Regions from separate parts of the Mus musculus genome. Here region 2 is linked to region 1. Evidence: chromatin loops called from intact Hi-C (ENCODE). Cell type or tissue: left cerebral cortex. All regions are shown on one strand. Links, peaks and the distances in the headings refer to the core of each region. The heading gives the core; the rest is flanking DNA. Region 1 overlaps Rfx3 (regulatory factor X, 3 (influences HLA class II expression)). Region 2 has its middle 88 kb from the start of Gm35697.

Region 1 (15,932 bases), core at 3,956-11,955:
TCATATAAGCAATGATAATAAATTTCATGGGAGGATTACTTTTAAAATAGAATCTATCATAAACAAAGATTGTTTTTTCCATGTTAAAGTTACACATAAGCAAATTGAGAGAGCAACCAATGAAGTTGACGTCCAGCCAATTCTACTAATTAAAATCTTTACATTTTCTCCTTTGCACAAAAGTTTAATTTGGGTATTTAAAATGTATTTTAGCAGTAGTTTCAAGTTTTTCAGAAGAATCTTGAACTTGGATGCATGAAGGATTAATTTTCCAAGTCTCTCAAGTATATTTGACTATAGTTCTCAGGACATACACACACAAAATTGTTTTTTTTTTTTTTCAGGAAAAGGCATATAAAAATTTAAAATAAGAGTCCAAACAGAAAAATAGAATATGCCATGAGAAGGAATGGGGATAAAACAGAACTGCTAATATAACAAAAAAGTTAGCATCGATCAAAGCGTCAATAGGATAAGCACACAGTCACACTGAAGAAGCATGCAAAGACTCCTGCATGCCTTTGTTCAATGGTCTGCAGGTCTCATCTGTGTCCATCCTTCTTCCTCACCTAAGTTCTCTCCGTAGCACCTACAACCACCTACTATAGCACCTACAACCACCTACTAGAATCCAGTTCCACTTATTGTCTGTCTCCTTTACCTCCCATTGTTTGAATGGCATCGTTTCCAGGATACTTTGCTCTATGCTATGTTTACAGCAGTTCACGTCTTGATTCATTTTGTGTTAATAATTGATCAATAAATGCATGAAGATACAAAGTGGAAATGCGGGTCAGAGAAATGACTCAGTAAGTAAGGTGAAGGAGCAGAGTCTGCACCCACACAACCCATAGACCACAAAAGGCTTGGTGGTGTGCACTGATAATCCCAGTGATGGTAAAACACTGCAAGCGCTAGGATCAGGATCGCCTACGCTGGCAAGGTGCCAGACCAATGAGTCTATCTCAAACAAAAGGTAGAAGGTGCCTCAGGATGGAGATGGCGCACAGAGATTGTTCTCTTACCTTCACACCCTCCTATACATGTATCCACTCTCACACACAAATGCACATTTTACACACACGGATTTTTAATCTTTAAAAAATAGAAGTGGAGAGGCTAGGGAGATGATTCAGGGGGTAAAGCACTTGCCCTACACATATAATGGCTACAGTTAACATGCGAGCAGGCAGGCATGCTCGGTTCCAGCAGTGGGGAGGCAGAGGGAGGAGAGCCCTGGGAGGACTGGCTAAGATAGCTGGCCAATGGCCACAATCAGAATTCCGGGTTCAGGAAGACACTGATTCTACAAAAGAAGTAGAAAAGAAATTCACAAAAATACCCAGCACCCATCTAAACACACACACACGCACACACTCATAAATAATAGTGAAAAGGAACATATATTTTTAAAGTTTTTATAGAAATTTGAGTTCCTCATTAAATCTGGAATTAGAATGCCTTCAAAGAGAATAACTCAGCAAAATTATCACCTAAAAAAAATGGTACACAATGAAAATATACTAACCAAAAAAGGGGCATATGGGGACTTTTAAATTACAGAGGGAGTCTGAAATTAAATTTGTATGGATTTAAAATCTACATAAATCAAAGATTGCTTTCAGTTTAAGAATCTCTGTGTAGGTTTCAAGGCAGGTAACTTTCCATAATACAAAAACGCCACAGACCCATCACAGGACTGACTACTCTGAAGAATTCCATTCTGTGTCCACCAGTTACCTTGGTGATGACACTGGAACTCAAGACCTGCTCCTACTGCTTTACCATCCCAGTATATACAGTCAAGTTAGGCAGCAAAGAAAGAAACACAAGTGACTTGGAGTGGTCAAAGTAGCTTCCCAAAGGCAAAATCCCCACAATTCCACAATTTCTCATAGGATAAGCAGAATTAGAAATGCACGCACCTAGTACAACCAAATCTGAGAGAGCATGCCCAACTACTAACACTTCTTTGTCAAGGTGCTACAGAAATGCCACAGGCATACAGAATACATAAAGAGAGAGGGAACAAATTTTCATTTGAAAAGCTAAGAGGAAATGAGACAGAGTAAAGTCAACCCAAATTTACTGTTAACTAGGTAGTAATTAACAAAATGCCAAAAATTCATTCATTTATGCCATTAAATGTAAACACAATGATACTCATTTTAAAAATGAACTGTTATAGCTGGGTGATGGTGACACACAGCACTCAAGAGGCAAAAAAAGAATCTCTGAGTTCAAGGCCAGTCTGGTCTACAGAGCAAGTTCCAGGGTAGCCAGTGTTACACAGAGAAACCCTAACAAAAAACAAAACAAAACAAAACAACAACAACAAAAAAAACCCTGTTCTAATGGCAATTAAATTTTTGGATTGAATAAATGATAAAACAGCTCATTACACAATACAGTCTGAGGCTTAATCAACAAGAGATTGATTTCTTCTCCTAGGAAAGGACAATGATACCGAGTTTCTAAAATCTAATTTATGATGTTTCCTCAAGAAGCTTACAATATGAAAATGTTGAACATTTAGTAAACAAAACTATAAAAGGCAATTTCTAATCAGTACCAAGGATAACGTTTGTTATAAGTGAGTCCATTTAAGTTGAGCACTCTCAACCTTACAAAAAGACATATTAGGGAACAAAATGTAATGTAGTCTAAGCAAAGTAAACACTGAGAACAAAATGTTAAGAGAACAAGAGCAGTGAGGCATAGTTGAGGAGCCCGTGCTGGAAAGTGATAGCAACCCTCACTTGCTTACTCCGCTGTCAAGCATAGAACTTCCATATGCATCATGCAATGGGGCCTTCCAAACCAAGTTACCAACTCTATTGCAGATCTGAAGAAGTCTGTCCAGGATTAAACTCTGGTCAGTAGTGCACTCTGGGATTCTAACCCAGAATATTCAAGATTCATGGCTTTGTTTTGGGGAGGGAGTCTTTTGGAGGACAGTGTTTGACTGATTGATTGATTTGGTTTGGTTGGGGAGTTATTTGTTTCGTTTTGTTTTGTTTTAGATTTTTCAAGACAGAGTTACTCTGTGTAGCCTTGGCTGTCCTGGAACTTGCTCTGTGACCAGACTGGCCTCGAACTCAGAGAGATTCACCTGCCTCTGCTTCACAAGTGCTGAGATTAAAGGCTGCCACCACCTGTTTTTAAACAGTTGATAATACAGTTAAGCCAAGCTGGCTAGAGAAATGGAACTGCAAAGCCAAGTAGTAACGGGAGTGTGAAATCACCAGAGACTAAAACCTCCTAGTGGAAAATGATAAGCAGTTTGCTGCCACAAGGTAGAACAAAATAAATTTATTTTAATTATTTTGATAACTAGGCAGGGAGGAGTCATTAAAACAGTGGTCCTCAACCCGTGGACCACTGCCCCTTTGAGGAGGGGTCACATATCACATATCCTGTATGTCAATTATTTACATTACAATTCATATCATTAGCAAAATTACAGTTATAAAGTAGTAACAAAATAATTTTATGCTTTGAAGGTCACCACAACATAAGAAACTGCATTAAAGGTCCGCAACATTAGGAAGGCTGAGAGCCACTGCATTAACAGATTCTGACTCAGAAAAATATAAAACTTATTTTAAAAAAAAAGGAAAACTGTTAGAAGACATATTAATATAAATATACACTAATGTGAATGTGTGTCAGTTGAAGCAAACATGACCCAGGTTATAAATTCATGATATAAAAGCACAGCTGCCGTTTTATTTTCTTCCCCTTTATACACAACAGATTCAACAGTCTAGTAAGTACTCTACTAAGTTGTTCTCTAAATTCATATTTTAATTCGAAGCCTGAAAGTATTTGGCACTCTCTTCATCTGCATTATACTTTTAATACTTCCAGTTTCCATTTTATGGCTCAGTAAATATATTAGTGACAAAGATACACTGAAATGTAAACATGAATTGTTTTGATCACTTTCCACATTAAAAACAAGATCAGCTGAGCACAAAGCAACACCTTGCAGTCTATTCTGAGGCCCACTTAATTCATATGAAATTGTACTGTTTTAAACCTCAGAGAGTTAGAACTGGGAGCTTTCCAGCAAAAATGCAAGAGCTAACTAATATTTCGTCATACCTTTGTTTACCATATCTCCTTTTTTATTGAAGTTGAGAATAAATCCAATGGGAACCATTTTACAAGAAGGTCTGTCTATGGGGATTTATCTTGTTAAGAGCAAATGACAAATGGTTTTCCCCCATAGGAAACCTGCTCTTGCTTTATATAAATGTATCTTCAGATTTGGTGCCACAAATTAGACTGCAGAGAAATCAGGTTGTGCTGTAAAGTTCACTTGTCATCTTCTTGGTGAATCGCAGATAGACTGCTTCAAGTAACCAACAGTGGTAATGTTCGACTTACAGACCTTCATCACAAAAAGGAGAGCAAATGCAGTTCAAAGACTGAGGGCAAAGATTTACTACCAATGCTCTATCTGGGAAGCAGGGGCAAGAATCCAGTCTTGGTAACTGCTTCTTCCTGCCATAGTCTCAATACGATTAAATGGTAAACAAGATATTCTTCCAAAACCTCAAGTTACAAAATTACACATGATATACAGCATGGCTGTGTGTGTATTGCTTCCTGTCGCTATGGAGTTAAGGGCAGTCTGCTCCAGTAGTCATTCTTTAGGTGCATTCATTCATACTTCAAAGTACAGCAACACCTTTAAAGCCCAGTTGGCAAGCCTCAGCTTGTACCAACTATATCAGGGTCAATTAGTTCACTTTAGCTTCACTAGAGTGGCCCACAAGAAGTAGCATTTCCATGTCTGAAATTAACAAACTGAGTTTCATAACAGCCCTCAGAATGACTGGAATCAGAGAAGAGCTAGGGGTCTAATTCAGTGGCAGAGCAGATGCTCAGTGGGTGAGATCCTGGGTTCCATCTTTCACATACAAAAAGTGAAAATGTATATACCAAGCATGAGAATTTCTTGCATTTTAATATCAATTGTGACACAACAAATTTACAAATGACACAGACAAAAGCAGTTTTCAATACTGTATTTTCGTTTAGTGTACAACCTTTAAAGGGCTTTAAAGGATATAATTAATTTTCCTTCTAATTCACTGCAAAACAGAACAATTAAAAGATACTTATACCCAAGCTTTGCAGTTGGAAATATTTTTTAATGCACTCAGATTCAGAATGTAGAATTAGAAATGTTTCCACTCTCTAGAAAAGTGGGATATTTTAAAGTATACACTACAAGAAGTCTACAATGTTCGAAGCATCACAGTTGTGTTTGCCTGTAAGGAAAGTTTTGCACTAGCTGTATGAAATCTGTCCCGGTGAAGAGTAACAGGTTCAACAAACAAGTCACTTACGTCTGCTTTCTTAACGTAAAGTAAACAAACGGGTGACAGAAAAGGGCTTCTCTAGGATAACCCCCCAAGTACACATGAAATGTGAGCACTCCAGTGTTAAGATGAAGACATCCCAATTCTGTTTCTAGTGGACTGGCACATGTGTGTCACTGGAAAACATATGTGGCTGTACTAAGAGACCCATGCATCTCTCCTGTCCTCACCATATCCCCCATCCCACCCCACCCCACCCCACCCCACTCCACTTGGGCTTTTTTATCTGAGCTAAACCACAGTCGAATAGCTAAGCTGAGACAGGGACTCAAGTTGAATATACAAGAAGTAAGGCATGCATCACATGGCATTTACTCCTCCAGATACAACATTTTGACAGGTTCTAAAACACCTGGATAAATTTTTTGGCTAGTATTTCTTTTTACATATAAAGAGTCAGGAGTTCATTCAAATTACAGCTGCTTGCAGTTAGGTGGATATTCCAATATAGGACAAATATATATCAGTATTATTCTCAAGTTAGAAACACCTGCCTTTTAAATTATATCAGATAACAGAGGGACAGTCAAATTAAAACAAAACAAAACAAAACAAAACAAGCAAGCAAGCAAGCAAGCAAAAACCCCAACTTGTAAAGATTGGTCAGAATAAATTTCCTAAGCTTTACTGATATTTCTGCAATGTAAAGTAATAAAACCAAATAAAATTATGCTTCTTGTACAGTTTCTAAATGCACAGAAAAGTTACTAAAGCTAATGCTAAAATTGGCATTGCCTTAGTTTCATAATGAAATCCTTTATAAATATCATTTATTAGCATTATAATCCATTCTTTTGTTTGCTGGTTTACAATTTTCATTTTGTTTAAAGTGTTTGTCTCATTATTATTTTTTTAATTTTACTTCATCTCCTTAATGGTTTTTGATTTGGGGGATTCAAATCCAGACCTTTGAACTCATTGAGCAAATGCTCTACTGATGAGTTACATCTCTAGCCTTAGCTATTTAAATGTTTCTTTATAGAAATTTAGTTATAGCACAAAATCATTTAACCACAACATAGTTCGATTACTTAGTATCACTCTACTACCCAGTCTGGCTACTTATGTAACAGGTATATTTTAAGTCACAGGAATTTTCATTAAAACCTTTAGATCATACAATTAAAGTTACATTATATAAGTTAAAATATCAATTCTTATTTAATATATGCATTTCCCAATGGATTTAATAATTTCATACCAAAAAGATCAACCTGTAAATAAAGAAACTGAAGTGTAGTTCATCAAAGGTCAGTAATTATAATCTGTAATGTATGTTATTCCATCACAGAATATATTCCAACAGAAGAGTAATCTGGGGATGAGGAGGGGTTTTTTGTCTGCTTTTGTTATAGACTTCAAAACAAGAGGGAAATGTTTTTGTCTTGACTATATGACTTCAGTCAACAAAAAAATAAGTACGAGAAAAAATAAGCCCATGCATTTTATGAAGATATGGAATTCAGAAAACAAAGTATTTTGTTATCATTATAATACATCGGCTTCCAGGTGTTCCTTCCTTCATAATGTGTCACAATAACTTAAAACATGCATTGAGTAGCTAACTTCAGTTGTCTGAAGCACAGTCTCATGACAAGCTTGATAACTCACTATGTGGCTGACAATGACATCAAACTTCTGGTCCTCTTCTCCCCCCCCGACCCCCCACTCCCCCAGTGCTGGGATTATGGACATTTGCCACCATCCGTAGTTTATGTCAGTTATGGTGCTGGGGATGGATCTTTGTCCATGCTAACTGACATCAGGGCTGAGCTACACATCCAGATCGCTGAATATTCCAGAAGGCAGTTGCTTCTCTCCCCTTGACAACATACAAATGGTTCTTAACTATTTTATGCAAACTTTCTCATAAGCAAGTTGGAATAATGGCAGATCAAATATGAATTCCATCACATCTGAAAGGTTTACCATACCAAGACTTTCTCTACACTTCAAACATGGGCTTCTGTCCTTAGGCTCACTCCCTTTTCATTAATCAAATTTTAAGTAGAGAAGCCTGACATTACTAAACAAATGACTTTAGCCAGCAAGCAAAAACAAATTTCCTAATTTTAATGTGCTCAGAAGAAGCAATATGAAGGTCAATCTACCCTCCATCTTATATCATTTCAAATCTCCATCGAAACTTCTTAAATTGTAAAACTGTAAAAATATATTTCAAGCATCACAGAATAAGGAAGGGTTGGAGTTGCTTTCAGTAACAAGTCTTTCTATAATGTACCTACAATTTACTGAGCTCAAGAAAGCCTCCCACTTTAGCCTCCAGTGTAGCTGGAACTACAGGCATGCACCACAGCACACTTTTTTTATATAGCTTTAGGAACAACTGATATTACTTATGAAGTCTCTGTGGTAAGTACACATGGTTCTTTATACCCTTCTACTTAGATATGTTTTACATACATCAAAATATAAACATCTAAAAATAGATTCTTATAATACACATATAATATACTAGTTTTCAAAATGTACAGTTTTAAATATAAGATAACCAGAGATCCCAAATGAATGTCAATTTTGATTATTTTGTATAATATTGTATACATTTTATAATAATAAAAATAAAATGTTGATGCAACATCTTAAGTTGATCCTTTTCTATATATAAATTCCAGAAATGTCAAATTTTATACAACAACAACAACAAAAATCAAGGTACCAAAGTCTTATTGTAAATATTTGTGGGGAAGGAAAAAAAAAAAAAACACCTTTTAAATGTGGTAAAAAAAAAAAAAAAAAAGCCTAAAAACCTAAATAGTCCTTTCCTGACCTTCTTCTGCTGGTTCAAATCCACAGATAACCTCATTCAAGTGATTATTTTACTAGTCTCACTGATTTGTTCATCTAACCTTATTTAATCTTTAATTATAATTTTCCTACTAATTTCATCCATTTTTCATTCTCTCCTATCATTTCTTATGTCCAAGTATCACTCATCAGTTTTAGCCTTCTATAATTAGAAACATTAAAACTAGATTCCCATAAATAGGAAAATGCAATCTTGACTTTAACATTCCACTTTGTATTTTATTTTCAAACTAAGTCTTAAAATTCTAATAGAAATCTAAGCTGAGCCAGTTCACAATGCCTAAACTAAACAAAATAGTAATGGGACCAAATACTCACTTATACATATCCTTTATTAAAGCTAAACAACTGATATAACATTAAAAACCTATATGCTGAAATATCCAAATATGCCTTACATTCTGGTAGAATGCTTTACAATCAAATACTAGAGGCATTATTATGTTTGTTGTACATGTCATACTGGGAATCATATGTAATCAAATAACACCTCTTTTCCTCTATGTAATAAGCACTGTCTGTATTTTAGTTTTTCCAATTACATAATCCCACTCCCACTTAGTATCATTTTGATACCATTCCTTCAGACCAAAGTGTTGTTCTGGGCATGGGGTGCCACCTATGGGCATCTAGTTAAACCAAAGGTAAATTAGAACTTTCAAAGTTCACATATAGTGTGTTTTGGAAGCTAAATTCTAGGCATCAATGGAAACTGATCAAAGCACAACTTTATGAAAAAGCTTATATTATGTACAAAGACACCTTAATTTACTGCTATACAGGGATGTAGGACTAAAGGTGAATCAGGTGTCAGGATCAAACACATCCTCTCTTGAGTGACCCTGATCATCATCTCCACTCCATGATCACTTGCACTCCTTCTAATGCCAAACAAAATTAAATGTTCATGCAAACCGAAAGCAATCAAAGTATTCTCTTTCCAAATTCAAAGACAAAAGAATCACACTTGACTTGGAAAGTGAATGGCCTTTGCTCAGAGATAAAGCCACATCTATCATAGCTACTCATTCAATATTATTTAAAATTTCGAAAGTTCTAAAACTCAGCAAACTTCTGAAGCACAGAATGGTGGAATATTAATCCATCGATGTCATGTTGAACCCTATTTTAACTGAAATGAACCGTAATTTTTGCCTTTGATCAACTCTGCCACATGTAGCCCACAGCTAAAGTAGTTTCTACAAGTTATCACAATGTGAAGCACTATTAAAAATGTTACCAACCTCACACACAAGTCACCTGATGACCTTAATCAAACATTTCCCCCAATTTCGCTGTCTCAAGAACACAGCACTGAGGTGAAAGGCTCAAGGTTCCTAGTGTGGCCTCCAAGATGAAGATAATGCAGAAGACAGTGAAGAGAAAACAATATTGATCACATTCTACAGCACTCAACAAAACGTTAATTAAAATAACTTTCTAAATATGTACACAAAATACACACACACACACACACATAAAATAGAGTATCTAAGCAAACGTTATTTTTACAAGCACCTCAACTGTGTAATCTTTTGAAACAAAACATTTTAAATGCCCTTTAGAAACTGCAAAATAACCACAAAAATCAAAATTTATTTCATTTTTCATATACTAAATTTTTATGTTCAGTTTTCTCCATACAACATTAAAATACATGCTTTAAGTACATTTCAAGTTGTAAAGGAGATATTCAGATTGCTAGTATAATAGTTTGTTTTTAATTAATGACCTTAAGGATGGCACTTTATCAAAACTCACTGTCAAGATTTTTATCGAATATAATCAGAAGCTAATAAGTAAAAGTCTGGTGTTAGACAATTTGGCTCTTTAAAATGTCAGGACAATAAAAGCAAAGGATAATGCTAGGTTTTGGTGTCAAAAATATATCCATACATTCATCTATATAAAGCAAAGTATAAACAGATAATTGAGAAATCACTTCAAACCAGGTGTAATGATACACACCTTTAATCCCAACACTTGGGAGCAGATTCAAGAGTTCAATGCTAACCTGGCTTGCAGAAAAAAAAAGAAAGAGAGACACAGACAGACAGACAGACAGACAGACAGACAGAGAGACAGAGAGACAGAGAGAGACAGTGACAAAGAGACAGACAAAGGGGGAGGGAGGGAGGGAGGGAGGGAGAGAGGGAGGGAGGGGGAGGGGGAAGGGAAGGAGGGGAGGGGAAAAAGGGATGGAGGGGAGGGAAAAGAGGGAGGGGAAAGAGGGAGGAGAGGAAGGGAAAGGGAGGGAGGGGAGGGAAAAGAGGGAGGGGAAGAGATTCACATATGAACATTCCTAAAGCACAATGCTGACTCTTGAAAAAGAATCTTTTTAATCTAGTAATATACTAATGACTAGAAAAATTCACATATATTGTCTTGAAGATAAATAAAATAATTTACTAAAATACAATGAACATTTTAGTAAAGTAATAAAATATCTATCCTTAAGGAAGTATATGTACACTGTACAACCACACAGCAGAAAAGGAACAAGATGCAGGAGAAATCATAGTGCTTTAGCTTCTTCTCACTCCCGCCTTCTAGAGTCTGTGTCCCTACACATCTATACCCACTAGGATTTCACAATGCAGTAAACCATGAGAAGTATGTAAGTTACTGGTACTTAACAGGAACAGAAAATTTAAATGTGTACGGTTCTTGCTCCCCCTCTTCAAGACCCGTTCTATTTCCTCCACAGCTACAGTATGAAAGGAAAAATTTTTTTCTAGACAGGTTCCCTTTGCAACCTTATCCTCCAACTTTCAGTCCTCCTGCCTCAACTTCCTGGATCCTTAGATTGCAGGTATATGCCATTGAACACAGCTTGAAGAAACTTAACAAGCAAAGAGTCTCTGAACTGATATGGCACAAGGAAGGAAGGAAGGAAGGGAGGGAGGGAGGGAGGGAGGGAGGGAGGGAGGGAGGGAGGGAGGGAGGGAGGGAGGGAGGGAGGGAGGGAGGACTGTACTAACTCAGAGTGCAAAAAGTCACTTTAGAAATAATGGTTATACTAAAATATACACATATGCTATTAAACATACAAATCCAAATGAAGTCCAGAAACTTAAATATGCTTTTATTAACCAATTGAAAAATCATTCAAAATAACTTTTAAATTATAAGAATGGCAATCTCTTTATCTTTCACACACTTCTCTGTTAAGCTGGTGAGAGTTGTGATACAGCAAAATATATGTTCTTTCCTAAGTATAAAACTGTTTCCTCCCTTAGCGCCTGCCTCTCCCCACACCCTCCCACCCTGTCCTCTGTCTATCCACACACTGGGAAAATTATGTCCTGTTTTAAATATCTCACTGGTGAGCAACAGGAGCCCCAACTGTCAGACACTTGTCTGGCACACATACTTAGAGAAGCTGGTTCCAGCAGGAGCTCAAGCTGTGAGGCTCAGCTCACTCCTATGTGGGTGAGGAAATCAGATCACTTGGCCACCAGTCTCTAAAGAAACCACCAAAATGGGAGAACTTTGAGACCTTGTCATAGGCATAGTTATTAAGCTACCACTGGGCCTGAGGTTTTCTTTGTTGCTCTCCTCAGAAGAAACTACAAGTAAGTAGAATGTGAGATTTTTGAAACCACAGATAAATCACAGACTAGTTCCTAGCTCTGTGTCAGTAGCACGCCTCTGACTTCCCAGGTTAATCTTGCCATGGATTCATAGGTTGCAAAAAGTTTGCAAGATCACATTGTCTCACTGTTTATCTGACAGATGGAGAAACTGAGCCCCACACATTTTATGTTACTAGCTTACAGTTTCAGACAGCAAACTGGGGACACCTTTGTCATCCTCTTCACACTCCTCTGGCCACACTTTGCTTCCCAGTCTAGTAACATTGTTTCCTTTCTTCTCTATCATTGCTGGACGTATCTGTTTCCTCTCACTTTTACTCAGGCCTCTTTGCTTCACTGTTTTAATGTTACTGGTTAAGCTTCTACTAATCCCATACTTATATTTTTGCCTAAGGGAAATATAAGAACCCTTGGGAATCCCTGACCAAATACTATAAAATAACAGCAGGCAGTACTGACTGGCCATAACTCCTTCTATAAAAGAATACTTGAGTTAAGAGTCACCATAGGTATGGGAAACTGTGCAAACACATTAATTTTGGATTGGTCTAGACATTTAACCCTTAAGTACTTTGCCAGAGGCCAATACATACCAAGGAAGAAATCTTTTAAATAAAACCACTCAAATTACATCACTAATACAATAAAGTTACATTTCTGTTCAAGAAGATAGAAATTGTCAAGAAAATAATAATGTTTGAGAGTGATATAGTATATCCATTTTTCATTTAAGTCACACTTCCTAGCTTTCTTCCAAGGTTCCTTTGAAAAATCTATCACATCTGAACTGAGCACAGTGGCAAGGCACAAGTACCATCCCCACATCCAGGAAACTGAGGCAAGAGAGTCATGAATTGGGGGCTGGCCTGGACTACACAGAAAAGAAATAAATCATGTTTTTATTTAAGATTATAACTAAATCACTCTAAAATGAGAAATCACTTTATTAGTCAAAACTATCAAACAACAATGCTACATAGGACAGCCAACTTGAAAATGTTATTTGAAACTTTTTAACATCTAAAAAGATCAAAAGATGGGATTTTCTTGTGTAAGACTTCATATTTTAAGTTACCTGGGTAATATTACAAAGTTACAACTTAAGTACTGTTAGCAAATTATTCATCAATGCCAAATAAGTGTATCAGTGGTAGTCTTACTCTCCTTGGGTGCTGAGCAGTAAGATATAAAATTGTAGAATAACTGCTAATGAATTCATGTTTTAAAACAGTCTATTATTTACTGTCATTACATTTAAAGATGGTATGTAGCATTAAGTTGGCAAAAAGAGCTCCAAATGTTTTCAAATACATTCATGTGTAGCATGTGAAGAGAAGATATAAATGGAACAATGAAACCAACAATGGAAGAATAGGAGATAATGAAATGTTACAACATTATTTCTTAATACAAAAATCCCTAGGCCAGAAAAGTCATGTAAACCCAGTAAAAGGAGCCCATTATAAGCCCATGGTGTAAAACTAAGACATAGCTTTGGAATAGCATTAGGATGGTTTAAAAAAAAACTGATTATCAAATGGTAATCCAAGCCTCTGTTGATATCTTGGTTTTGATTTTTTTAATGAGTAAAAGAGATTAAATATTTAATGACAGCAGATTAGGGGGAAATATTACAAAACTTAAGTCCTATAACAAAGGGATGGCTAGATGGTCATATCAAAATGATTCTTAAGTAACAAAAGTAGGAAATTTTTTTGGAAAAAAACTATTTTGGAAACATCGTGTAGAGAATTCTCAACAATTCCTCATTGAAACACCCAACAGGCATTAAACATGCATTCTAAAGACTTCACAATATACAGTACATGAATTTATCTCTTTGAAGTTGCATAGATGTCAGAAGATAGGCAGATTGAGTCTTGACTATTCAGATGAGAAAACTGAGTCTCACTGAAAGCAGCTAACGTCCACAGTCACACAGTTAATAAGATTAACTGAACTCTGACTAAAGCCGGTACATACACTTAGCCTGTAACAGGGTGTCCCATTCACTTATTAATACTCTAATACAAATTACTTTCTCAACTTTCACTACATATACTTTGATGTGAAATCTAGACTTCAAGTACAAAGCATTTTAATACATCCACAAATACATTAAAACCTCAGTGGCATAAAATGACAAACTACATAGAATTTTATCTTTTAAAGAAAAATGACTTAACTATTGTAGTGAGACCCATATGTGTTTGTGGGGGGGGGGGTGCTACTCTCTTTTGAAGTTCTGGGATCAAGGTGTTCCTGCATACAAATTGTTTCAGCTTATAGTTACTTTTCAAAACTAGAACAATTAACCATTGTAGCTGAGTTGGGAGAATAGTGTATCATTACCTAGACTTAAGTTTTTACACTGAACCTATCCTTTCCCAAGCATCCTTGAAGAAAATACTTAAGTTTTAAAATTTGTCAGAGCATTTGCTACTTAAAATTATATTTAAACAGGAAGAAACCACTCAAAAGATGGAAAATGGAACTGAAAAAGAGTCACAGGGTGGGAGAGAGAGCTCAGCGTTAAGACCATTTGTAGCTCTTGCAAAGGACACAGGTTCAGCTCCCAGCAACCACAGTTCCAGAGCATAAAAGTGAAATATCTTCATTTGACCAATGTATACAACAAAGTGCTAACATTAGACTGGACCAAGGCTATGTTCTCAGGGATCGGTTCTATAGTTCATTACTGGATCTGATTTGTTACATATTATTACACATATTCTCTCTATATAGACAGACTTTCCCAAAAAAACTACCAAGGCAAGCAGTATATTAAATGTTAAACTTTACAGAAGTAACTGAGATGCTTATATGCAATAAATAACTAAAATTTTCTTTACGTAACAGTTCCAATCAATTCACGTTTTAGTGAAAATAATCTTACATTGCAAACAGCACAGCACCCTCTGGTGTATCTATTATAAGATATATAAAAGTCCCACAAATAAAGGGATAAAATTTTAAGTCAAAAATAAACCTTAGAAATCAATAGGGTGATTCTTTCTGAATTTATTCCAGTTCATATATTTAACATGTATAAACAAAAACAATTTTCACTTTAAAATATCACTATTTTATAGCAACTGAATGTCAGAAAAATTTGTTTCAGTTTTAAAATGCAAATAATTCATTTTTCCAATTATAACATGATAATGCTATAAAAAAATCCTTGAGGTATGGAATGACAAAGTTTAATATATTATTTATTATGTAAGCTAAATTTCATTTTATTTAAACCCGCATACACACACACACACACACACACACACACCTGTTTCCCAGTTGTCATCACAAAATAGAACCTGTGTGTGTGTGTGTGTGTGTGTGTGTGTGTGTAAACTGTTATGCTGCTATACTTTTTCTGAATTCAAAGGCAGTTTGGCATTATTTATAAGAATGGATAGATAGGTGTTTAGCAAATGAATCTATCATTTATACAGTTTGAACTAGTGATTTAGGTTAAAACATAGAGCACTTCAAAGGCTAGCAATGTTCAACTTTTGCATGTAAAAAGAACCCTCTTCCTGTGAAAATAATAAAAGGATGATACAACTAACTCTGTAAAATGCCACCTGCTTTAGACAGCTCTGTGAACTTCTGCAAGTTCCAAGACAATGCAGGAAAAGGGAGACTGACACCTGTTTCAAGCAGCCACCTGTCTCTAACAAGCTAAATTTAGTCAAATCCACTTAATCTTGGTTTTCCAAAATAAGGGAACACTATGCATCTGTGAACAGAAAAGAATTTAAATTCTATTTTGTGATGACAACTGGGAATATATACCAGAAGAATTAAAGAGTTAAGGCAAATGATTCAGTAGGGCTAACTATTTTTAATGTAACTGCAAATGAATAGAGGACACTTAACCAAACGCTCAACATAAAAACAGGTTAGCAAACTTCATAATTTAAAAGTTGATGTATTTCTTATTCTTGTTTCTTATAATATAGTCTCACTAAAAGGATCACTAAGTCATACTACTAGACTATTTAGGTAAAAAATTAACTCTTCCCACATATCTGATATCATTATCCATCCTTCTAAGCTTAATGTGCAACCTGAATTTTTTTGCTTTTCAATTGCTAAAAAAAAAGTGCCTCAA
Region 2 (15,932 bases), core at 5,125-13,124, 420 kb before region 1:
TTAATTAGTATGATGGTTAATTTTAATTGTCAACTTAACATGATCTAAAATATCTGGGGAGGGAGTCTCAATGAAGGATTTCTCTGAAGGGAACTGTCTTGATTACACTGGGATGGGAAGATCCATCCACCATGGGTAGCACCATTCCCTATGTAGTAAATTATTTATTCTATGAGTTACAAGAAAGATCTGAGCACTAGCATACGGGCATTAACTCATTGCTCTCTCCTCTTGAGATGCAATGTGACCAATTGCTTCAAGTTCCTTCCATTTTGACTTCTCTGTAGTGATAGACTGTACCATAGAATTATTGACCAAATAAATCTTTTCTTCTTTAAGTTTCTTTTGTCATGGTACTGATCATAGCAAGAGGAAAAGAGACTAAGACAATTAGTGTCTACTCTTGCCTCCTATAGTGTTTGCCACTAAAGGAGAGATCTATTTTCTACCCAGTACCAAAGTGATAGCATGAAGCACAGCGTCTGGTGCCAAGTAGAAGCAGTCACTAAATTTTTGTTGGTAGACTGAATTAATAAAAAGGCTCTACACATCTGAAAATAGAAAACAGATTCCTATGATACATAAAATATATTTTAATGTGGTCCCTTTGTGAAAAGGTACCTTGTACCAGTACAGCAAAACCTTCCTTGTGTAAATGACATTTTAAAAGATTATTTTTATCTTTAATATTGTGTGTGTGTATAATTCTGTGTATATATTTGCACATGTGAATACAGATATCCCTGTGGGTCAGAAGAGAGCATCAAATCCCCTGGAGCTAGAGTTGCAGGCAGCTGCTTGCCTTGGGTGCTGGAAACTGAACTCAACTCCTCTACAGTAGGTGCTCTTAACAACTGAGCCATCTCTCTAGGTCCTAATCTAATGCATCTAAGAGTTCTTTACAGGATGCTCTTCTTTTGCTATTGATGATCTAGTGGACTCTTGTGTGGCCTCTGTTCCTATAGAGAGGAAGTTCATTCTCATCTGCCCATTCAATACCTAGGTAGAAACTGCAGACATGCTCAATTTTCTCACATAAGGTGAGAAGATGATATGAAATTCCTGCACAAGCAATAGGAAAAAGCCAACAATTGAGCCATGTAACATTGGCCAAATGTTCTGTGAATTTATAGGTAAGTAAAGCTTGCTTATTTATTTATTTATTTATTTATTTATTTATTTATTTATAGAATGTCTGTTTGGTTTCCTGGTCCAGAAAAAAATTCTGTGAATTGCTTGGACAGGGACAATACAGCTCCATATATATATATATATACATCAACACTGAGATATATATCTGTGTGTGTGTGTGTGTGTGTGTGTGTGTGTGTGTGTGTGTGTGTTACTAGGCTTAAATTAAACAGTGAGTATCCAAATTATTATAAAAGTATAAAACCAAAATATCCAGAATAAAAGAGTAAAAACAAATATTAAGTACATGTACCTTATTATGTGCCTAGCACTTTGTAAACATTATCTTCTTTACTGGTGCCGGGAACCCCAGAATCCAGTACTAGTATTTTCATTGTATTATAGATAAAGATTGTGATGGTCATAAGAGGTTGGCCATGTACTGTGATGAATGGCAGAATTAAGATTGTTTAATTACCTAACTCTAACCTTAAGCTCCCAACCAGTTGCTTCACCATCAATTTCAACTTATCCTTTGTGCTGTGAAGTCTACCTCACCATTGGCCTTATGTTTTGGCCCCAGCTATTCATAAATTGCCTTCCTAGGTTAGAGTTGTCATTATCCCTCAACGGATTCCTCACATGAGGCTTGCTTTTATTCCTTTCTTTTTCCTCATTTACACACCTTAAAGGATGCTTAGATCCCAGCTGCCTTTATTGCATACTTTATATTTGTAAAATCTGTCCCCCTACCCACCTATGAACTCCCACAACCAACACTCCTTCCAGCCATAGTTTATTCTGTCTGGAGTCACCTCTACTAGGCAGCCCAACCTTAGACCTGAGCCAGGCTCTTGCATGGGCTTCATCAACACTGTTAGCTAGGTAGCTCCAGAGACCACACCCAGCTCTTCTGGTAGGCAAACTACCAGAGCTGGCTGGTTGGCTGAGCAGCTTTGAGGCAGTAAGGAAACCAGGAAACTGTACTGGTTGCTGCAGTCAATCACACCTCTAACTAAGCATCTTGGGGGGGTGGGGGGGTTGCAAAAGATTCCTTTTGCAGCCTTTGCAGATTGGACTTAAATCTTGTTCAGATAATTAGCACTTTCATTATGGCAGAATTCCGCCGCAACAGCTCCTCCTAAGACAGAATTCTCTATTTGCTGTGTAGCAAAACTCCCTTTCACCCTTAGGACTGCCCATGTTTAAATAATGCAGAATCAATGCTCATGGACCATGAAAAACTCCTATTTCATTCTCCTAGTCTTCTGGCAGGGGACAGAGAAATGTATCTCTCATATTTTGTTCACCCTTTTACCTATTATTCCACAACCATTCTCAGTGACAGGAGAGTCTACAAAGCTTATTGGCTACTCTTACCATATCTTCCCATGGCTATCCCCTCTCAAGTAAGCATGAATAGACTGTGTCACCAACACTTGGCCCCAAACCTCAAGCACTGATTCCTTTGCAGAAATCTATTACATGTGTCTTATTGCTCTTTGTGCCGGGTACTGAGAGTGGGGAGAGGCAGCCAGCATGGGTAGTTGATGGAAGGGAAGACACATGTAGGAAGAAGCCTGTTAGAAAGTATTGCAGCAGTGAGCAAAACCGGCAATGAGAGAATTGCAGAAAAGGCACAGAGCACACAGCAGGGAATCGCCTGTGTCAAGGGAAAGACTTCATGGAAGTGGCCAGGTTGTCTTAGTTACTGTTCTATTGCTGTAAAGACACTGTGACCAGGGCAACTTATAAAGGGAGGTATTTAATTAGAGAGTTGCTTACAGTGTCAGAGGGTTAGTCTATTATCATCACGGCCTAGTGGCATGCAGGCAGGCTTGACGCTGGGGAAGCTTTACATCCTGATCCACAGGCAGCAGGCATAGAGTGCAACACTGGGTCTGGTGTGAGCTCTTGAGACCTTAAAGCCCAACCCCAGCAACACACCTCCTACAACAAGGCCACACCTCCAAATCTATGAGCCTATTGGGGGCAGTATTCTCATTCAAACCTCCGCAAGAGTGGACATTTAAAATGAGCCAAGGTTGTAGAAACTGAACAGAGGGCTGGGCAGGAATCTCAGACAGTGTGCACAAGGTACCTAAGAGTAACATAGATGGAAGCCAGTGATCAATCACGTCGGGAGCATGAGGTTTCAGAGACAGAAGCATTAGAAAAGTATGGCGGAGACTTGAAGATGCAAGAGCAAGAACAACTGGTAGAGAGAGCCTTGGTTGCGATTCTTATGCAACGCAGAGTTACCACAGACTCATCAGCAGGATGATATCATAGCTACATACCAGCAGTATCCCACCAGTGGCAGGGGTCAGATGCTGAATTTCTTACCAACAACAGCAACCTCGCCTTCTCTCTTTGAATAAGAGCCTCCATTTTACTATATGTTGATCCTTCTTCTCCACAGAGATAACCCAGTTCCAGCAAGTGGGTTCTCACTGGTCAGGGACAACCAAGTGGTTTTGTTCTTCTTCCCAGTGATGAGTTCAAACTTGGGAGACAGAAATCTGTTAATGTGACCTGGAAGGAAATCTGCTAGGAGGGATCTCCTTCTTTGTACGTATGTTTTAATACACCAAAAAAAAAAAATGCCTATTTCCAGGGTATGGTTATATTTGAACTTGAGCCATCTTGATTAAAACAGCATAGCAGTAGATACACTGGAAAGGATACTGAGTTTGAGCCTAACCTGGGATGCAGGAAGACTGTTCAATAGCAACAACCCACAGAAGCAGAAACAAGTGAAAAATGTTCAGTCACACTGTCTTAGAACTGTTTCTGCTAGTTTGACTGGGGATTACTCTCCTCTGGAGATGCAGCCTTTATTGGTACAAGGAGAAAAAGTAGTTGGGGAACTTTTACATCTTTCCCAGAATGATATAATATGAGTGATGACAAATACTGAGCCATATCATGAGGATAATGATTGAGTTTCAGAAATGCTCAGCTGGTAGAAAGAAAAGATTTGGAGGTTGGAAAGGAGAAGAGAAGGCCTGTCCTGGTGCATTGTTCCTGAGCATGGATCACTCCCGTTTTGCATAGCAGCACACATGCCTTACAGCCCACAGGGTTCCAAGGAATTCATTGAACTGACTGCTTGAAACCTGGAGCTGGGTTCCATTGTTAATGCTGCTGCTGCTCTAAGGATGCCTTCCTGAGAAGCCTGCTGCCATGGCATCTCCTGGTGCCTCACACAGGTTGTAGGCTGGCATCATGAGTCAGTGTGCATCTCATTCATGCCATGTGTCTCCTATAGCAGACTGTTCTTGTTGTTGCTGGGCAGAAGCAAGCACTAGAGCACCCACTTGGCATTCACACAGCACTCCCACAGAGCAGAAGTGTGTTAATGCCTGTGTTAGGAGTGCCTCACACTGGCCAGTGTGGGATGATGACTAATGGAGAGACCATCCTCACTTTCCTTCCCTGGATGAGCCATGTGAGGATGGAGTGAGATGCCCTCTGCTGCTGAGCAATAAGAAAATCACCATGTTTTTTCCAGGTTCCAGGAATTTCTCAATTCCAAATGCAAGTCACTGCTCAAAGGAGCATAAATGTGTTCATAGTTCAGGTTTTGGAAATTAAGTGAAAAGAGGGTTTGGATGGATGGTCCAAGTTCATCAGAACTCAGATAGACAGAGGGGTCCTCGTTCAGCACTTTTAGTGGCCTTACATCTTCATGTGCTTACTTTGCATCTTAGACACTACATGTCAACACGAGGTCATGAGCACTGGAAATTGCTGTTGTACAGTATTCCATATTAACATTTAGCAAGTTAGTAGTTGACTTAAACTGGCCCTTCTCAGCAATGCCATGGACAGAGAGTTGAAGGTTTAGAGCAACCCCAGCAACTTCCAAACAGGCCTTTGCAATGGGCCACTCAGCCATTTAATTCCAATAAGACTATTTAGTGGGGCCAGGCAGTGGTGGCGCGTGCCTTTAATCCCAGCCCTTGGGAGGCAGAGACAGGTGGATTTCTGAGTTCAAGGCCAGTCTGGTCTGCAGAGTGAGTTCCAGGACAGCCAGGGCTACACAGAGAAACCCTATCTTGAAAAACCGAAAAAGAAAAAAAAGACTATTTAGTGGAAATATTAATTATTCAATACCCTCTTTTCTTTATAATTTACCTCCAATGAACAGTAGGGATTTAAGAATAGTATCTTAACAAACTGGCCCCATTTGGATGAGCTCGAAAAGTGACACCGGAGGTGATAACCACTAGTATCACTGGCCACACATGCCTATTTTTTCCTGTGCACACATGGTAGAATTGCATCCCCCTGGGATTCAGAATGATCATATGACTTATAATGGCTCATGTGAAGTGCATGGGCTACTTCTAGGGGGAAGAATTGAGGAGTCAGAGCAGCAAGCCCTTTGTCCTTGCTTTACGTGGAGTCTAGAACAAAGATGGTTCCCCTATTCAAAGCATGATGGACAGGTGATATAAGTGAGAAGTGAGGCCCTGGTGATATGAGGCATTGGGATCTAGGAGTGAACTGTCAGGAGAGCCTATCCTAAGGCTACCCTGCCTCACAGCCTGGTTAGGCTCCATCTTTGAGGTTATGGGGATCTCTGATGCTAATTTCCCAGCTACAGGTGCAGCATGGTGGAGCTGTACTAAGTCCTGACAGTCATGAGGTAGTCATATTCTTGTCTCATTTTAAAATTGACTGAGAGAAGACCAGGGTCATGTGTCACCATGTCAGAGGGAGTAGAGATGGGCTGTGAGTACATATATGTTAACTAAAAGCTCACCTACTACAGTGTGCCCTCCAGCCCCCAGCATTTTCCCCCAATTACTCTAAAATCCAGCGTGAAACCCTTGCTTATTCACAGTTCTTCTTAGGTGTTTGTGAAGGTTGCTGCTTCTGTTGGAGTCTGTCAAAATACCTTCACTCACAAAGACCACAGAGACTGCCATTTCTGCAAACCGCCATTTCTGCAAACCGCATGAAGATTTTTATTGATCCAATGTGTTGGGGACCCCCCTCCTAGCATGAAGACCAGAGGAGAGATCCAGAACAAACAAAGAACACACTTTTTATGCCTTTTAAGGGGCATATTTAGGCAACAGGGCTAGCTGGCTTATCTCATGGGTGTAGCAAGTAACCCATTCAGGCATTGGTTGGTTTGCATAGAGACTATCTTTGGCCTAGTTACTCACTTTGCCTGCCTTTATGGTAGGTTATCAGCAAAGCAGCAGTACATTTTGAACTTATGGGTCAGCTATTAAGGACACAGCTATTAATGTCACAGGGAATTCTAGCAAGGTCAGGGGGGGTTGTGGTCTTTCTCAGAATTCAGTGTGGGGTGGGTAGGGGAATTTCTCTGGGAACTGCTATCTTGTTATGGTTTTGTTTTGGCAGCTGCAGACTTAGTCATTTTGACTGCTATGTTTCTGAAAGTCCCTTCAGAGGGGGAAGGGGCTAGGTGGTCTTGAATTTATTTTGGATTCTATACTTCCACATTAAGCAAAACCCTTTCTTTTTGTGGACTCTGGCATCTTTCTCTATGCTCTGTTTCAGGGACAGAATCTGTTTATGTGCACAACCTGCAGATGTGCCCTCTTCTCTACACCTGGGCTGTTTTCTTTCCAGTCTCAAGCTCCCAAAATAACAATTATGAGATTCAACATATGTATAAAATTATCTTGTCCATAAGCTTCACCATTCTAAGACTAGCTCATAAACTGATATCTCATTATTCTATTCTAAGTTTTGTTATGTGACTGCTTACCTCTGTTGAGCTCCCATGCTTATGTCCTCCTGCATGCTCCCCCGGGCTGACCTCCTACCCTGGCTTTATCCCAGAATCCTTTCTGTCTATCAGACGTCCCACCTTCTATTTCCTGCCTCAGCTACAGGCCAGTCAGCTTTCATTGACAGATGCTGCATTCATTCAGTACACAAGAGATTTTTCTCTATACACCTACAATCAGGGAATCCATGAAGAGTTTTTCCTTTGGGCTTAAGGGACCACAGAGATCAGTAAAAGACCCTAGTCATTTTTCACCTTTCTTTCTCTTCATTTCTATTTCATAGACTTAATGCAGCAATGTTACAGGGATATACAGTTTAACTTCCCTGAAGGCTCCCCAGAGATTTGTGTCTTTCCATAACCTTGAGTGTGAGCTTACTTGTAAATAGAATTCATGCAGCTGTCATTGACTTAAGAAACGGTCCTGTTGGATGCAGTTGGGACTTAACCACAGTGTGAATGGTGCCACTGAGAGAAGAGAGAAACTTGTACAGAGACACCAAGAGACATGGTGGATTATCATACGACAGCACAGGCAGAGGTTAGAGTGATGCATCTACGAGCAGATATGATCAGCAGCCGCTACACAACATATTAAGAGGCAAGGGAGAACCTCCTCTCCTACAACCGTCAGAGTGAACTTGGCTCTGCATGCATCTTGATCCTGAGTTCCAGCTCCAGAACTGTGCACAGTATGTTTCTGCTGTACCGTGCTACCCCATTTGGAATAATTTGTTATGGCAACCCCGGGGAAACTCCAACAGCTTTCAAAGCACAAGCTAGAGAAATAAGAAACATTCCTACACATATGCTTGCTAGGAGATACTGCTTTTAATCATTATGCCCTTTACAGAACATTGTCTTTTGAGTATCAGCCACCCTCTCCTATGCAGCAGTGACTGTTCCAAAAAGACTGCTGAACTTGGACTTGTTGACATTCCCTCATAGAAGCATGGATAGGGAGGGTCATGCGTCTCTCACTTGAGAGAGATCTCAGCTACTGCCTCCTGTGTGTCCCTGTCACCAGTATGTAATTCTTCCCCAGCTGTATGTGTTCTGAGATGCTTGAATGTATAGAGAATGGAAGTTTAACTCAAGTAGGGACAATAACTATGCAGTGATGGAAAAGACCCTATTTATGCTGGAGTGAGATGTTTGGTGGTATCCGCTCTGGAGTCACCTACACTTCTGTAAGTAGCCCCTCAGCCATAAACCCAATAAACTTACCAGTCCTCCAGGTTGGATGTTGATGTGATTACTCTTATTTTGTTATTGGTGCTATCTTGGTGTAGTCAACATTCGTTCACATCTTCCAGACAAAGGTCAGGCAACTATACATTGCCCCCCAACACATTCCGAAGGCCACATAACTAAACTATCAGAACATTAGTTTATTAGTTTTTATTGTCCTAGACCACATGAAGAATGATTTTTCCCCTGTAGTTCCCAAGTCATTCTGCCGTGCAGCTTGCCTACAGACAGACCCAAGTTTGCCCACTGTTCAAGTCACTTGGTGTCACTGTGAAGCAAGTGAGCCTCCTTTCCGCCATACAAGCCATGCAACTATCTGTATGTGTTTTTCTGTCATAGAGTAGAGAGCATCCGCCATTCTTTTGTCTTTCAGAGCATCTGAACTCCTTTTCCTGTATAAGGAATGCCCCACTCCCATACCATAAGAGGTCATAAGCCTGTCAGAGATTCCCTTCCAAAATGCCTACAGCTAAAGCATGGGTATGATCTGGAGTTAAGAGGCATCTTGCATGAGAGGTAGTGGAGGGGTGTCAGGGGTGTCAGGGGATGCTCAGAGAGTGAAAAAACAGGAACTGTGTAGAGTTTACTCTGGTAATTCCAGGTATGCAGAGGGAGATACTAAGGATGGCAATAAAAACTAGTATAGTATGGCAGCTATGTAGGGGCAGAGTCTCTGGTTGCATTGCTGTCTTCCTGACATCAAGCCTGCAGCCAGAGTTTCCAAAGTCTCCTAGTTATGTTGCCTCCAATTTATCTGATGTTTCCTTTTAGGGATGTTTTGTTTTTCCATACATTAACAGGGTTGGTTTTTGATGCTGGCAGCCCAGCATCCTAATAAGCAAAGATGGAATGAGATAGAAACACAAAGCTGCTAGTAGGACCTGTGAGCTGTTTCCTGACACAGTTCTGAACTGCCACTGGGTTAACAACAGTCTGGGTGAGAAGTGGAGGGTTAGAAGCACCAGACAGAAACAAAAACTGACAGACACAACCATGCGGGCACACCTAGCCTGCAGCCTCCATTCCTGGAGATGATTAAGGTCAGCCTCATTGGCACACCAGGTTAGCACAGGGTGTGCAGTGTTTTAAAATGAGAGGAGAGTGTCAGGGTAGGACTGGGAATAGACCTGAGTAGGGATTTTTGACCAAACTGATGCTAATCCTATGCCAAATAAAATTCCCAAGAGAAGAGCCAACCAGCGGCCTCTGCCAATCTGCATATCAGCTGACAGCCTAAATAGGTTGCTTTGCATGTTTGTTATTTATGCTTTCCGTTAAGCCTTCAAATCCCTAAATTCCTTCTGCCTGTGCCAACCTCATATTTGGATGCTCTGAGCTGCTGCAGCAACAGGGGATTCTCCTCCTCCGTGAGAACGCTGATTACAAAAAAAATAAATAAATAAAAAAATAAGCTCCCAGCTCCTGCTTACTCTCACAAGTTTCCAGCAACTGGTGCCCTGACAAATGAAGTGTCAAAACATTTCCAAATTAAAGCCCCACAGCTCACACCACCCCACTTCCACAGCAGGATGGACTTTCCCTGCTTACACCCAGCACACACTTGAAGAAACTAAAAATAGCCAGATGGCAATTAACAGAAGCTCCAAGGAAGGGAGATGGGGTAGGCTCCAGCAGGGTCAGTTTCCTGGATGGCTTCCAAATGCAGCTCTCCGCCAGCAGTGCTCTGGCCAAGAAAGGGTTTTCATTAAAACTCTATGAAGGAGGCAGAATGGGGGAAAAAAATTAAGACTTGAAGGATCTGAAATTATAGTCGAGAGAAACTACAGCATCGTTCCCCAAGAGAAGAACGACAATAGTGTTGGCTAATGCGTGTTGAGTTCACATTTGGGGCCATCCACTAAGCAACTCAAACACACAGAATTATCTTTAAGTGCCAAGGACTCTAGGAGGGAAGTATGGTTCTTATCACCACACTGGTCTCATAGATAAGGCGACCAAAGCCAGAGAGAGCAGACAATCTGCCTAAGACCCCACAGGACAATCTTGATACACCCCCATAGCAGGTGTACGACAACGAGTCAAGCTGCAGTCTCAATAGCCCTTAGACTCCGGAACTCAGGAACTTGACCACTGTGCAGTGCTACTTAGTGTGTTTGGGGGAGTTGAGTGACCAGAGTATGTTCATTTTATTGCTATTCCTAGAGATATCATCTCCTTTAGGACTTTCAGCCAACCCTTCCATGGCAGTGGCTTTTAAGGTTGTGCGTACGTTCCATAGACAGACTACCTAGGTCTTAATTTGGCCTTTTCATTGCTATTTACATAAAACCGGGAAACTATTAGCCTTTCGGGGCCATAATTCTCTCATCTCTGAAAGGGCAATAATATTAGCATTTATTTCATTTAAAAAAAAAAAAAAGGCTGTCAAGAAGGTTAAAGGAAACTGTTGAAAGCCCTCAGCTTGGAGCTTGCCTGTACAAGCTTCTGTATAAATATAAACCATTGGCCACTCTAAGCCTCGTCCCTTTAGGTGAAGGGTTCCCTTTTAGGTGAAGAATATAAAGCTTTAGTGAGAAGGTGCAGCACTCTACAGACTCACTGGAGTTTTTCTAGAATGGTCTTCAGTTAAATGGAAGCATACAGGCTGGAAAGCAATTTCTAATTATGATGGATCTGGAGGCAGAGCGACTAACCACCTGCTTTATCTCTGTCTGACAAGGGAGATTGGGGACAGCTCCTTGCTTTCATTTTCAGAAGGGAGTGTAAGTAGCCATTTACCTTTCCTTTCCCCACCCCACCCCACACCTGCCCCCGACTGTGGGAGTGACTCAACATACTTGGGACACTGGGAAATGGGACTGTCCACAGCCCGTTGATAGCCTAGCCTGCCTTCACTGATTTAAAAGAGCATCCTTCATCTACTGTGTGAGGTATGTTTCCCTAGTATCCTCCTGGAAACCAATTGTTTGGGATGCAAATGGATGGTGAAGTTTCGTTTGGGGGTGGAAGGACTAGGAAGTTTCATTTGGCTGTGGGACAGAGCACCGTTTTCCAAACAGCAACACAACACAACTGGTACTGTGCTTTCTAGCTGACATTTTGTCTACTTCCAAATTGGTTTGGAATTCAAAGGGGGAAAGGGATGTAATTAATTATCATCCATGTGATTAATTACCACCTTCATAAACCCCAGCAGATGGATACTTATTCTATTTCACTGGCAGATAAAACTACCTCAGGGCAAACAGGAAGTGGGTATTTTGTGGTCCAGTATCTTCATTGTTTCCGATGAGATGAAGAAACTCATTGGCCAAGTCACAGAAGCCCCAAGACGTTCACATTGCAATTATTAGTGAGATGAGGAGTTGAGGGAGTCAACTTCAGACGCTGTAACCAGGAATAAGAGTAGATAATAAGGTGAACAGGGCTGATGGATAACAAGAAATGAGTTAACTGCTACCGCGAAGTTTGCACACGGGGAAAGAGCTTTCCCAGAATGAAGCCATCACCTCCAAGAAACAACCTCACATCGTGAAGGAGAATTCCACAGCTCAAAGATGCTTTCTTTTTTAATTGGAGAAGACAAAGCCTGTCATAAGTCAAACGCAACTGCTTACCTACAATCTTGGATTGCAGTTGAGGTGAGAGAATCATGCTCTTCCCTCCCGCCCTCCCTCCCGCCCGCCCGCCCGCCCGCCCGCCCGCCCTCCCGCCCGCCCTCCCGCCCTCCCGCCCTCCCGCCCTCCCGCCCTCCCTCCCGACTTCTCCTATCTGCTGAGTCTTCTCTTTGGTTGCAATGTGTTTTCTAGCTATTAGCCAGACATAGCTTACAAAGCAAAGTCCCCTCAAGGCCTGTGTCAGAAAAGATCAGTTTGACCAAATACAGCTGTATCTGAGCTTATCTTTCCTCTTTCTTATCTTCACTAACCAGGTTATCCAGAAATAATTTTTTAAAGTTCCCAGCCTGGGTTAAGTGAGAAGTGCACATCCCCCTTGATCTCCCTGAGCCCCTCTGTGGGGTGTGGAATGATCTCCCTGAGCCCCTCTGTGGGGTGTGGAATACTTTGGGATTCCAAAAATATATAGTAGCAGGCAGGAGCAGGGTCAAGTTCAGAATTCAAAACACAACAGAACTGGAAGAGAATTGAGCCCCATTTCTCCTCTTCCCATAAAGTCCAGTCTTGTTTAAGAAATACGCACCATGACAGAGACCTCAAAATCCCCTGAACTGCACCAGCTCTAGAAGAGGGAGAGGGAGCAGCTATTGTGAGACTGCTTTCTTCTGTCTCATCTTCTCCATCTTCTTTTTTCCCCCCTTCTCTCCTGATTTCTTCCCTCCTCCCATGTCGCTGCCTCAGTGGTGTTGCCATAATGGTAACATCAGCCAACAGGAACCAAAGCTACGAGAGCGAACCTCCTCTCCACTCCTGGGCACTGTTGTTTCAAAGGCTGGGGTCATGCCTGCCACTGGGGCTTTGTTCTTCCTGTACCCTTTCTGCCTAGCCAATCTGTAGAAAAGGAATCCACAGGCAAATCAACTTGTAAGTGGTGGATTATCTATCACGACTTTTAGGCTTCTTCCTCTGTCCTTCCTTCTTCCTTTGGGTTAAAAGGGAAAGATGCCAAGTCAGGGCAGGGGGATATTAGAAATGAAGTTAGTTCTCCCCGATTACATGGCAAGCTGAGCAATCTCTGCTGCCCTTCCCTGGATGTGTCCCTTTCGGTGTGTGCCACCAAGGGTTGGTTGGTCATAGAGCTTCAAAGCGGCATGACTCTAGTAGCTGGTGCTGGCTGTTAGCTGACACACTTCATTTCTCACGTGTACCCTTAGCTCCAACATGAAAGACCTGGGCATGAGAATGTGCACACAGGATCTCTAGGTTTGCTGAAGCCTGGGACCCTGGAACTCATGGGGAATATTGTCTCTGTTACAAGTCTAGCATAACTTAAGGGCTAGAAAGTCTCTGAAAGAGTAGGAAAGATCTACAGCATGGTGAGGGGAGTTGCAGTTGGAGACAAGAGCCATTGGAGACTGTTGTTTCAAAATTCTGTTGTACTTGCTTAGGGAAATAGTGTTTCAAAGCTCAAGGGCCATGGGCACACAATTGTTGCCCTAGGTGAACAGAATGATGCCCTATTGTGTTTAGGATCCCACAATTGAGAAATATAAGGGGAAAATATGAGACTGGATGTCACGACTGCTGATGCTCATGGCCAGTATCCCTACCTCTGAGATGAGCTGCTTAATTTTTTGGAGCATTCTGGCAAATTAACAAGTAGAAGAATATTGGACAACAGTTGCACAATGTGCTAGCAATCATGTACCATTCAGATCTATTTAGCCAAGGAAAAGGATGTCAGCACATGTGGAGCCAATGGGGGTGGGGGGCGCGGGGAGAGAACGAGAGCAGAGTGCCTCTCAAAGAGCTATTCATTATGTGGCAATAAAGTGCCTGGTCTATTCTATGTCGCAAAGCATAGTACATTCCGTCTCTGGAGTCCCTGGCACTCAAAGCTTAATTTTTTTTATTGAGGTAAAATTCACATAACATCAAATTAACCATTTTCAAGAGTACAATTTGGTGTCATTAGTATACTCATTATGCGGTACAACCATTACCTCTATCTAGTTCCAAGATATTCCCACTATACCAAAGCAACCTCTGTCCTTCTAGGCAGTCCTTTCTGTCCCCTCCCACCTGGGCACAGCGCTGGCAATCACTAGTGTACTTTCTGTCCCTTTGATTTACATATTCTGAATGTTTCACATAAATACAGCCAATCATATGACCTTTTGTGACTGGTTCCTTGCACTTGGCATGTTTTTGAGGTTCACCTGAGCAAATGCAGATATCAGCATTCTAGCCTGCTTTATGAATCATATAAGTATTAATAATATTCTATTGTGTAGCAATCCCACATTTTATTTATATACTTATTAGCTGAAAGGCCTTTTAATTGCTTCTTGTTTTGGGGCTGTTTCGAACAGTATTGCTGTGAACATTTGTGTACAAGTGCCAATTCTCTCAAAGCTTGGTTTTGATTCTGGCCCTGAAAAGGCTCCTTCAAACATTGCAAGATTAGTCACCCCATGCCAGCATTACCTTGTCTCTAAAGGCGATGTGGCTCTGGAGGCTCACTTGGTGATAAGCAGTGGTCCTCATAAAATTCTGAATTATGCCCTGCTGCTAGAAAATAAAATAGAAGGGAAAGGAAAAGCTTGTCAAACAACCAATAAGGCTGAACTTCCTCCAAAGTCTGGCTCATACAGACACCTTGGACAAGGTAAAAATAGCCTGTAAGACATGGAGAAACTAAGTCTGAGTCTCTGTAGTGTACCTACAGGAAAGAGTTGCTATTGCAATCATAGAGTGAGGTTCTTATGTGTAATGTCCTTTCACTATCCACATGTGCTGTGCCTCTTAGCATCAATAATCACCTTCCCTAGCATACAGGCTCTGAGTGTGTGTGTGTGTGTGTGTGTGTGTGTGTGTGTGTGTGTGTGTGTGTGTATGTGTGTCTGAGGGAGCACCTCTCCTGGAGAATCGATATAGCCCAGTCTCTGCCTGTGGCTCCTAATACTCTCTTGCTTGGTATTTCCAAGTGCAAATATGTCACAAAAGTGTAAAATAACAGGCTATGTGAGTACAAGAGAATGTATTTTATTATTTCAGGAGAAAATATAGAAGTGAAAGAAAAAAACAAAACAAAAAACCCAACTGGTTCTGTTTCTGATAATCCAATGACAGCCCTCAGAAAAACTCTGTGACTCCCACATCAGTAAATGTCTTGAATCCTGCTAAGTGGTCTTCACCCTCTATGACTTCAACCCCCTTCACCGACAGTGTCTCCACTAGGCCTCCCCTTATAGCTCATGGTCAGGTCCACCCCCATGCTCCTGGGTCATGATTAAGTGCCAGCTTTCACATTCCAACCCCATCTCTCACATCCCCAAAGGCCTCTGCATCTGCACCTTCTGTACTCTCGTCTTCTGTGTAACAGACCTGCCCCATACCCTTAGCACTTCTGACATGCAGAATTAGCCAATAACGTCTTCTTCAATTGGTCTTGGCTGTGTCTCTTGACTTAGGAACCCTGACTCCTCGTTCCTTCTGTTAGAAGATGTTGGGAACACAAGGAAGGAATGGTTGCTGCAAAGCACTATGTCTCTGGGATGAGAGTTCAGAACCATCGGGAAGGTTTTCTACCCGGGCCCTCATCTGGTTCTTCAGTACTCTTACGGCAGGTGAAAGCAAAGTATTTTTTTCTCTCCAAAGGCTCCAGAGTTCTCATCCCAGACAGGCCTGAAGATCTTCATCCTAATTTCATGTTCTTGGCTTACTACCATATTTACTGAAAGAGTTGAGTAATCTTTTTAATCTATATAAAATGAATCTCAGTGAAGGCATTGCTCAGGTGTTCAAATCTTATTATTTGGCTCTACTTTCCAAAATAGTGATAACACTGTCGAAATAAATCTGAAATCAGCATTAGGAGGAGTGACTAATGAGCTTGGGGAAGCTATTTTTGATGAACAAAATAGCTCTTTGAAGTCCTGGTGTTAGCCCACAGGGGAAGGTATGAAAAAGATCCTGCTAGATAACATGGAAACACACATTACTGTGGCCGGCCTTATCTCTAGGAATGCCATCTACAAGGACAGTGAGGAATGCCTAGTGGAAATATGAGTTGGGATTAGATTCGCCATGTGTGTCAGTTGCTTTTATCATTGCTATGACAAAACACTTGACAAAAAAAAATGACTTGAGAGAAGGAATGGTTGTCACTTTGGCTTACAGTTTGAGGGTATAATCAT

Evidence for each region. A loop is a pair of places that touch in the nucleus more often than their neighbours do. Peaks named below come from ENCODE experiments on the same cell type or tissue, not always from the same donor. Only the 100,000 strongest peaks of a DNase experiment are listed, where the experiment ranks them.
Region 2: it touches region 1 in a loop (2.8-fold over the local background); 3 of 42 quality-filtered maps call a loop at or near these places.

What each region holds. Positions count from the first base shown.
Region 1 is chr19:27,992,081-28,008,012 of GRCm38, forward strand. All of the region lies in intron 1 of Rfx3 (regulatory factor X, 3 (influences HLA class II expression)), which reads right to left. Among named protein-coding and RNA genes, the nearest start is that of Rfx3, 11 kb to the right of the region's middle. In left cerebral cortex, for the core only: a CTCF peak has its summit at 8,839; DNase peaks (open chromatin) are centred at 4,839, 10,825 and 11,592.
Region 2 is chr19:27,572,214-27,588,145 of GRCm38, forward strand. No RefSeq gene overlaps it. Among named protein-coding and RNA genes, the nearest start is that of Gm35697, 88 kb to the right of the region's middle. In left cerebral cortex, for the core only: no CTCF peak of the experiment used is centred there; DNase peaks (open chromatin) are centred at 9,471 and 9,693.